2 separate regions of the Mus musculus genome follow, and region 1 is linked to region 2. The links are chromatin contacts, found by Hi-C or POLR2A ChIA-PET in ENCODE. All regions are on one chromosome and are shown on one strand. The core of a region is the stretch at or near the end of the contact, and the rest is flanking DNA. Distances in the headings are between cores, read along the strand shown. Region 1 overlaps Gdpd5 (glycerophosphodiester phosphodiesterase domain containing 5). Region 2 holds the start of Wnt11 (wingless-type MMTV integration site family, member 11).

Region 1 (5,001 bases), core at 1,084-3,583, 570 kb before region 2:
AGTGTTACTCTCTCATCTCTCCTCCAGGCAGACGGCCTTGTGCAGCAATAGTGCCTATGCTGTCTCCTTAGACAGGCTCGTATGGTGGTCCTAACTCTCTGGAAACTTGGGCAGCCTCTCCAGGCCATCAAGACTGCTGGAAGGTTGTCCTGGGAGGAGTTCCTGCCCCTGTCTTGGCTCTCTGCTCTCAGGAGCACTGTCAGGTTCTCCCTGAACAATCAGAACCTGTAAGCATCCTGAAGACCTTTGGTTGAGTCTTGAGGACTATCGTGTGTGTGTGTGTGTGTGTGTGTGTGTGTGTGTGAGTGAGTGAGTGAGTGTTAGAATGGTCTGACTCACCACCCTCTCATCTACTCTCAGTGTTCAGGGCTTTGCTCAACAGCCTAGAGTTTCAGTCACAGGGCTCAGCTGGCTTTCTCTCATGCCTCCCTCTGGGACTCTGAGGAGAAAGGGGGTTACTTTCCCTCTTGTTTACCAACCTGGAAGTCTCCATTCCCTCCTCCTTCCTCACCAGGCAGGAGGCAAGTCACTGACCACTTTATTGCCCCTGTCCCTAGCTCCCATTCACACTAACACAGAGGCCTGGTGCAAGCCCTGGGCTGAGACGCCCTGTCCCATAGCCTCTGCTTCTGCCTCTGCCTCTGCCTCTGCCTCTGCCTCTGCCTCTGCCTCTGCCTCTGCCTCTGCCTCTGCCTCTGCCTCTGCCTCTGCCTCTGCCTCTGCCTCTGCCTCTGCCTCTGCCTCTGCCTCTGCCTCTGCCTCTGCCTCTGCCTCTGCCTCTGCCTCTGCCTCTGCCTCTGCCTCTGCCTCTGCCTCTGCCTCTGCCTCTGCCTCTGCCTCTGCCTCTGCCTCTGCCTCTGCCTCTGCCTCTGCCTCTGCCTCTGCCTCTGCCTCTGCCTCTGCCTCTGCCTCTGCCTCTGCCTCTGGGCTCACATGGACTGGCCAAGCCCTGAGAGGCATTACCGATCTCAGTACTTGATCATCAGCTACTTCTGTCCTGACTCCAGCCTCTTGTGGCTACTTATCTGAAGCCCCAAGTATCTGCCACCCTGAACCCCGTGATAGGGACACAAGACACCACAGACCTCTCCCTGCCAAGGAGTCACTGTAACAGGGGACCTGGGTATCACACACTGGGTTAGACATTAAGCAGACGGCTATGTGTTTTCCAGTGGGAAAAACTGGTTAAATGTGCAAAACAAGGAAAGAGAAACCAATCAGTTGTTAAAATCACACGACTAGCAGGTGCACACATGCCTAACCTCAGCTAAGGCAGGACAGAGTTCAAGGCCAGACTACACAACAAGGTTCTGTCTCTAAATCAATCAACCCCACAGCTACAGAGCTATTCCTGAGTCTAAGCTGAACTCTGCCTTTGAGTAATAATCATTAGTTGTTTCCTGACTTATAGGAAAAGAACTACACTGCTTAAAACAACAACAACAACAAGAAAAGAACTCCTCAAATTAGGCACTTTTCTCCTGAAATTGTTTTCTTAAGCTCCTGATGCAGGTTCGCATGCTTTTATCCCGGGTCCGGTGAGGGTGACCTCAGGCAGTGTGCAGGATCTCCTCCCCTGTCTTCCCCTCCCCCATCATCTCCTCCCTGCCCCTCCCCCATCCTCCTCCCATTATTACTGCCTCTCTCTTCCCCACTGCATTCTGCAAAGAGAAGCAGTCTCTCTCTGCCTAGGCATGTCTCAGAACACGAGGCCTAAACCTGTCTTCACCTTGTTCAAAGGTCCAACCATCCTTTCTGGTGATTAGAGAAAGCCTTGATTGGCTGTTGAGGAAGAATTTCTCAGGAGTCAGCAGGCCCACCTTGGGGCTCAGGGCAGTTCCATAGCGCAGGCCTCCAGGTCCACCATTTGCCATTCCTTCCCTTGACTGAAGCACGGCTTTCTCTAGGCTCTCCTCTCTGAGGCTGTGAGCTCATTAAAAGCCCCAAAGTGGAGTTCAAAGGACCAGCTAATATGAGCTATTGAGGCTGCAGACAAGACTACACTGCTTAGGTTCAAACCCCAGATTTCCTACTTAGTTAACTGGGCAAGTGACCAAATGCTTCAGTTTCCTGATTTATAACATGGGGATAAGACATCAACTTCACGGGCTGTTACAGGTGAGCTACGACATCAGACAAGACCTAGAATGTAGACCCCGTACCTAGCAAGGAGCCCCTGTTCTTGGCGCTGCACTTTCCTTATCTCTATATAAATGGGACAACCTTCCTGTTTCTCCTCGTTCTCTTCCTAAGTTGTAGAGTTCTTCCCCAAGGGAGAAGCAGACATTGTTTCAGAAGCAGACAGGGGGCCTGTTCTCTGTAGCCTGTTTCGACTTCCTTTCCCTCACCCCACTTCCTCCCATTCTTCTTTCTTTACCTGGAAGAAGGTCCAGGCGGCTATGGGCTGCACTCCAGGGGTGTCCTGTCCACGGAGACGGTGATGTCACTTCACTCGAAGAGCTGAGGAGACAAGGCAACAAACTTTAACTCCCACCCAGCGTCTTCCACACCTAGCTTTAATGAGCCATGCCCTGGTACTGTCCCCCCAGTAATGCTGCCCACCCCCTGCTGGAGGTGGGCCTGCTGATGGGTAGGTAACCCCTAGTCCCAGGCGAATTAGGGAAGCCATAAAGTTGGTAGCTGATCATATCCTGGGCCCTGAGATCAGGACACATAGTCCCATTTCCATTCCTGCAGGCCAAGGCCAGAGAACCTGTTCCTTGAACACCCATGCCCCTTGCAAGGCCCCAAGAGAAGAGGCTGCAGGTGCTGCTGTGCTGGGACATAAATCTTCATGCTTCCTCGGGAGCTGTGAGACCAGCTGTTCTTCCAAGGAAGCTGCCAGGGGAGGGCTGGTGGGATCTGGGGCACCACAATTATGTGCCTGGGTCTGACTCATGCATTGTCTCCCTGAAGCTCCCACAGCCAGCAGGACAGTCCCCCAACACCCCACACCTAGGCGCTATGAGGAGAGACCGGCTATACAAGTGGAAGGTAGAGGAAGGGGCCTCAGGCCAGCATTTCAAGCTTTAGAGGACATTGCCACCTTGCCTATTCAGGGAAGCCAAGCCTGGCAGGGCCAGGGCCTTTCTGTGTCACAAAGAGCAGCAATGGCTGAGGTCTGGGCCCTTGTCAGTTTGACAGCTCTCCCCAACCCACTCAGATCTTGGAGCCAGCATGAAGTACATACCAGCTTCAGAGTGGGCAGGAGGGGTTGGGTCCAGAGACAGCATGTAGACACAGACGCAAACACCCGCCCCCGCCACCCCATGCCTGCCCCTTCAATCCTAGGGATGTGACGTACTTTATAGTTTACAAAGCACGCTTATTGACACAGGCTTGTTAATGCAAGTCTGTAAACCTAGATAATCAGGAGACCAAGGCAGAAGGATCAAAAAGTTCAAGGCCTTGGGCTTACAGAATGACTGAAGGACAGTTGGGACAACTTATGGGATATCTCAAATATTTTATAAGTTAAAAGAAGGCTTGTGTTACAGCACTCACCAAGGCCCTGGGTTCAAGCCCCCACCTCTAGAAAAAAATGGAACAAATAAAGAAAAACACTTCTTTCCTTTATCTACATCAGGGATGGATCCTCAGGCTTGTGGCAGAGGGATGTAAACAGAGCAGGGTGGCTCAGACTTGAGAATGCCCCCCCACAACATCACACACACACACACACACACACACACACACACACACACACCACACATATGCACACACACATTAAAATGCAACAGTTTCCTAAAAAATAAAGCAGAGGCCCTAGGAAGTGGGCACACCCAGCAAGGTGGCAAAGTTCAAATTAACCCCCAATCCCTGCCCACCTCCTCTTTTCATCTACTGAGACAGAGTCAGGCCCAGAATGCTCTCAAACTTGAAGCAGTCCCTCTGCCTTGGCCTTAAGGGTTAGGATTATAGCAGAGACTCACCCAGATGTCTTTTCCATTTCTCCTTTAATGTTTTTTTTTTCCCACTGTGTAGTTTTGCTGTGTGGAGTTTTAAATTTTTTCTCATGAATATGTGTGTGTGTGTGTGTGTATGTGTGTGTGTGTGTGTGTGTGTGTAACATATGTGTGTATGGATGTTCATGTGTGTAGGCACACATTTGTGCATGTACATGTACACACCTAAAGTTAACATGAGGCACAGTCTCTTATTTGAATCCAAACTTGCTGATATGGACAGTTTGGCTAGCGAGCTTGCTCCAGAGGTTCTTCATCTCTGCCTCCTGAGCCCTAGAATTACAGGCAGACCTCCATGCTCGCCCGCCAGGTTCACACAGGTCCTGGGGATTTGAACTCCAGGCCTCACACTTGCACAGCAAGCACTTTCCCCTGAGCCACGGACCCAGTCCTTAAACTTGCTCTTACTCCAGAGTATGTTGTTTGCCTGTTTAGAGACTGGGTCTCACACAGCCCAGCTGACCCCAGGCTCCCTGTGGAGCTCCAGATGATCTTGGACTTCTGTCCTCCTGCCTCCACCTGTCAAGTGCTCAGATGGCCGGTGTGTGCCACCACGCACAGTGATGCGGTGCCCAGGATTCGAACCCGGGACTTTGTGTGTGCTAGGAAAGCACTCTACCAACTGAGTCCCATAATCCATGATCTCTTGGGATAAACCCTTCAATACTGAGTTGTATAAAACATCACTGTCAGCAGGAGACATTGGACACACTTGGGTATGGAGGCACAGAGAGGGGGCAGGGAAGCCATATGGTCACCAGAGATGCAAGCATGGAAGAGGAAATGTGATGGACCCACACCGAGGTGACACAGCTGTCTCATAACCTCCACCTGGGCTCGTGGCTCCCAGTGAAAACAGATGAGGGATGGCTGGATTGGGAGGCTGCCCCCATGTCTACTCTGGTCTCACTGAAGCCCGTGCCCACCAGGCAGACCAAGATAGAACAGTCTTGCACCTGAAATAAACCAAGATAGTCCATCTCCCACCTCTGACTGAGCCATTGGCTTAGTCTCTGGGTGTGGGGGCCAGGCTACG
Region 2 (5,116 bases), core at 70-2,569:
AATTCCTTCTTCAAAGCGAATTCCTGGACCGACCCTCTTCAGTGCCCATAATCTATCAATCCCTTGTTTGATCTGCAGGCTCCCTAACCATGACCTGAGCAAGGCAGACACATTCCTGTTCTTGACTCTCCCACTCCGGGCACTGTACTCTGAGAGTGTCCTCCATATCTCCTACCTGCCAAACTCCTCACTTGTGCAGCCAAAAGTGGCAGCCTCTAGAAAATCTCTGTAACCCTCATGGGTGACCCAACCAGGCTGCCCTCCTCCGAGCCCCGGAGCCTCCACTCTTACAACCCCTGGAAAGTTATTTACAGCCCGGGCTTATCTCTCCCAGCCCAGGGACAGATCCTTCAGGAAGGGGCTGCCTTTCCCCATATCCCACTCCTTTCACACTGCCTACGGCAGCCACCACAGGAGGAACTAGCACTGCACGAGGAAACCAGGAAAATTGCCCCCAGCGACCATTTATCCTTCCAGGACATCCCTTAGCTTCGGACCTTCAGCAGCTCTTTAGGGAGTCTCCAATCAGATCCCAAGGAGCCGGTACTAACTATCCTTCTGACAGACCGAGTACTCGGAGGCCCCAGAAGGTGACACTTCCCCCAAGGTCCCCAGGTGGAAGGGGTCAAAACTCTCTTAGCAGACCTCCTGGAGGCTGACAGGCCATGATCCCGAACTGGACCCTGTGTCCTGAACTGAGCAGACTCTCTCTGAGTTGTGCCACTTGGAGAGGATGTTTCCCTAGTCCCTCACTGGCCTTTGAGCAACCCTGGCCTGGATGAGAAAATCCGCTCACCCACTTCGCAAGCCCGCGGAGGGTAAGAACAGCATATCACAGAAGAAGTCGCCGAGCTAAGAACGGCTCGCCCACGACGCCCAAGCCAACTTAGCCTCGCAGATTTTGGTGGGCTCACCCAACCTCTCCAGCTTCTCGCCCAATGGCCCATTGGAGTGAAAACGGAGTCCTACTTACAGCCACTTGATGCCATAGCACACGCCGGTGTGGAGCGCCAAGGCAAAGAGCAGAGCCTCGCAGACCTGCGGCCGCGCCCTCATCGTCGCGCGCGCCCGGCGCTCCCGGGGGTCGCACCCTGCAGGAGCCGCACCGAACTCCGCCGCCTGCAGGCCACCGCTGCTGTTCCTGCGCGCACGCCGCCTGCAATCACGGAGAACAGGGCGGCGGGTTAAGGCGGCGCGCGGGCTGGGAGGCGTTTTATTCAAATTACAAAGGAGGGGTCGGGCCGGGGAGGCTGAGCGAGGAAGGAGTCCGCTCTCTCCCCGAACCGCCCGAGACCCGCCGGCGTCAGGCTCGGATTAGGTGAGACCCTAGCGCGGCCGAGGGCGTGTCGCCCAGGGCAGATCAGGGTTGAGCGGCCCAGGAAGGACAGGGTGAAGCAGATAGGAGGTTCTCGGGAGACCCAGCAGAGAGTCTGGAGAGGACCGCAAGGAGGAGACCCCACCACCAGCAGCAGCGCGAAAACCAACTGACGTAGCGACCGCAAGGAGAGGAACTGATCCGGAATATGATTTAGGCTCCTATACTAATCCACGATATCGATTATTAGTTATTGCAGCTTTAATGAGTCTACAGTTTATTCATCTGCGAATGGGGTGATCTGAGCAGAATTCTCCTTTTACAGAGAACAGTCTCCCAGTGTAGCCAGCCATCTTTACTCCTCTCAGACCTGTGATGGGTATTGTCACTCCATCCATCTCAGATGAGGAAACCGAGGCCCAGAGATGTGGAAACATCTGTTCAGTTAGTTGTTAGGCTGTTCAGTTAGTGAGCACCCGTCTGGTGCTGGGCTGTTGAGCTATTTTGTCTACCTGTGCCGGGTAAGCTAAGGGCAGGGAGAACACAGAAGACGGTGCTATTTCTGGGCACCTACTTTCCAGTAAGGGAAGGGGAAACTGCAAAAATGGGGTGGAGGTGGGTGCTCTTTACACACTGAGGCATCTCCAGCGCCTGAAGAGCTACTTCAGACTTGCCACTTCAGTGCCTCGGTCCGGACGAGGCAGCGCCAAAGCTCCCTAGCAGAGCAGGGAAGCTCCAGGCCTGCAAGAGGTTGATTCTGGGACCGCCAGGCGGCGAGCTAGGGCCGCGGAGGAGCCGCCACCCCGCCCGCTTGCAGCCTGCGGAGCTGCTTTCTGAGGCTTGACTCCCTTCTCATCATTCTCACCTCATTAACTCCCTTCCAGGCTTCTCCCAAATTTACCAACACCTGGCATTCGCCCCGAGTCATACACAGCCCCTCTCCTCTCTGGAGCAGCAAGGACAAAGGGATTCCTTCCAAAAGGGTCTACAGAGTCTGAGGAAGGAGGTGCCAGACTTGGGGGGGGGGGGGTCTCTGGAACAGGGAAGAGCGGTTCTCATCTGGCTCTGTGAGTTTGGGCAATTCCTCAACCACCCCAGCCTAAGTTTTCCCTTTTATTAAAAAGCAAAGACCTGGACTCCAGCTTTCTGATCTTCGTCTGATCTTCTCTCTGTATCCGCTATTATTATACATACCTGTGTAGCCTATGCACGCCTGTGTGTTTCAAATGTACAGGCTTGAACACACACACACACACACACACACACACACACACACGTTTGAAACGTCATAGTTTTCTGGGGCCTTCTGGCAGAATCCAGAGGAATTCAAGCAGAAAACCTTGAATTACCCCCCCCCCTTCACAGAGTCCCCCAAGTCTGAAATGCTTGGCACAAACACGACTCCAAGCTGGGGTCTCAACGGGATTTTTGGTGCAGTCCGAATCTTCCTCTTACCTCTTCCGTATCCAGATCTTTCCCTCCCTGTTGGAAGTTTGCACACTTCCCCCAAATCAGAAAAATGTCTGCAGGATCAGATCGCAGAGGAGGGGGGGGGCCTCAAAACACCAGTCATTGTCTCTTTGTTCCCACTTAAAGTGTGGGATCCCCGAAGGCACCCAGAGTTTCTAAGTGGGAAGGGATCGCTAAGTCGCAGAAGGAATCTCAAGGACTTACACCGGGGTATCAATATACGACTCCCAGTGAGAGGAAGGGTGGCCCAAACCGCACAGCAGTCGGTCGGGGACCCAGGCCTCCAGCTATTCCCTGCTCTTCCCAGCAGCTCCAGAGGCCCTAGACTTCTCCTTCCGTCACCCCGGCGCGTTGCTTAAAAGGCACCTTGGTCTCTGGGTACTGATATTATTCTCGTCCTACCTAAGAAGGTCCAGGACAGCCTTGGGAGCCGCTGTGTCACCCTCACCTTGCGCCCAGAGGGTCAGAGCGCATTCGTCGCTCGAAGTCCCCGGTCCGCCAGGGGGAGCTAAGCCTGGGTTCAAAGAAATATCTGCCCCGGCCTCACACAGTGGGACTTCGGGCTCTACTGTTCGCGTCTTGGATGAAGCGCAGAGTGACTTCCCTCTTGGCCTTGGTTATCCCTTAAGACTTGTTTTCGTTATCCCTGAACTAACTACGCAACCTCTTGCTTCAGACTGGGCGCCCAGCCTGCAATGGGAACAGTCTCATAGTGGGCCCGCGGGAAAAAAAAAAAGCAGTGCTTATAGAGAAAGAGAGAGCAAATCTTTCTTCCTCTCCTTGGACACTTAGTCTAAGCTACCCAGCTTGCAGCAGTCTGAAGAATGAGCCTCCCAGAGCTGTGCAAACGTCGGACACTACGGACACTGTGGCCCAGCCACGGGCCGCCAACAGGTGATCTTAAGGCTTGGAGCCTTGGAGAGCTTTAGAAACTTTACTTTAGATAACCTTCCCGCTCAGGCTAACCGGCGAGGATTGGCCGAGCCTCTCCCACCCCCGGTGTGCTATGCTGGCTCCAGCTTTGGTGCTGTGCGCCGGGACAATGTCCGCAATTGACCGACTATAATGACCAAATGGGCTGCTCCAAGAGGCTGGCCGCGCAGCACTCAAAACAAAAAGGGTGCGACAGGGACGCCGAGCGACAGCTTCAAGGTTACCTGCGAGGTTGCGTGAGACCTGACTTTAAGCTCAGCGGAGAGGCTGTCAGGATCTTCTATGTTGTTCCAGGTCACCGCGGAGACGCAGTGTTTGAAAAGTGGATAGGGAGAGTGCGGAACTCCTGCCACCCGCTGGAGCGGAATCCTGTGTTCCCAAAGACTGTAAGGGACACGGAGGCAATTCAGTGCCACGGGTGGAAGGTACCGGGCTGGTGGATGTAAGCCAGATGTTCGGAGCGCTCCAGATGTGTCACAGGGCGGGGGCAGGACTCTCCTCCCTATCCCCAGCCCCCAACCTGGAGCTGAGGTCGGTAAACAAACTCGCCCCCCTTCCCAGCTGCCTCTAGGAGCCCTTCTCACCTCTCGGAGCTATCCCCCCCCTGCTCTGGCAGGAGCTAGGGACTTCTCGGCTTTTGTCCCCCTCTCTTGCCTCCTCACACACACCCTCTGTCGCGGGATCCAAATCCCCCCACCCCCGGGATGGCTCGGGCGTGACCTCATCAACCCGCAGACTGCGAGGGAGGGGACCGAGTCCTGGGATGGGAGACAGGACGGAAGAACCTGAAGGGGGAGAACTGAAGGAACCATACAACCCACCCCATCCTTCACACACACACACACACACACACACACACACACACACACACACACCAGGCCCCTAGTCCCAGGGTCGTCCGGGAAGTTGCGTTCCCCCAAGAGGAGTTACTCGAAATGCTGCGGAGGAGAGAGGTGAGGAAAGGAGAGCGACGAAAGCCACTTTGGTTTGCTTCTCCGGGAGTGGGTGTCCTATCAATAAGGGGGTCTCTAGGGCTCAGTCGCCTCCCTCCCTACCCAGTGGGTTCCTGATTAACATTAGCCACGGCCACTGCTCACCTTTGGGACGCTCTCCCGGCGCGCCCAGCCTGCCCCTGCAACCTCGGCCGCCCCCAGGAGTTGCGAGTGCGGTCCCCCGCCGGCGGGAGCGGCGAGGATAGCTTCTTCCAGACGCAGCTCAGCAGGGAGCCGGGGATCCTGGCAACTCGGGCGCGGACGCCAAGGCGGTCAGTTGTGCTCGGCTCTCCGGCCTGCGCCCGCGGATCTCCGGAGCTCTCTCCTCGCCCGGCACGATCTGCGGCGCCCGCCGGCCCAAGCGTTTTATAAGGCGCGGACCGTCGCTTTGATCCGCCCACGTCAG

What was found. Hi-C counts contacts between places; a loop is a spot of excess contacts on that map. ChIA-PET counts read pairs that join two places held with the same protein, here RNA polymerase II (POLR2A).
Region 1: a map of mouse embryonic stem cell shows a loop between it and region 2 (3-fold over the local background). The contact joins the enhancer-like site here to the promoter of Wnt11 in region 2. A Hi-C loop is called at or near these places in 1 of 37 maps with a recorded cell type or tissue (mouse embryonic stem cell). POLR2A ChIA-PET finds 5 or more read pairs at or near these places in 1 of 5 experiments (embryonic stem cell).

What each region holds. Positions count from the first base shown.
Region 1 is chr7:99,407,868-99,412,868 of GRCm38, reverse strand. Gdpd5 (glycerophosphodiester phosphodiesterase domain containing 5) reads right to left here. Exons shown (of 18, transcript NM_201352.3): 3 at 2,378-2,460. Among named protein-coding and RNA genes, the nearest start is that of Gdpd5, 29 kb to the right of the region's middle. Within about 2 kb of position 2,333, at least 1 of the 3 ENCODE cell types and tissues checked has a DNase peak (open chromatin) inside an H3K27ac peak, as active enhancers do.
Region 2 is chr7:98,835,048-98,840,163 of GRCm38, reverse strand. It overlaps Wnt11 (wingless-type MMTV integration site family, member 11), which reads right to left and starts at 1,319. Exons shown (of 5, transcript NM_009519.2): 1 at 974-1,319. The coding sequence starts at 1,056. Gm33770 (a long non-coding RNA gene) reads left to right here and starts at 4,069. Exons shown (of 3, transcript XR_378356.3): 1 at 4,069-4,249.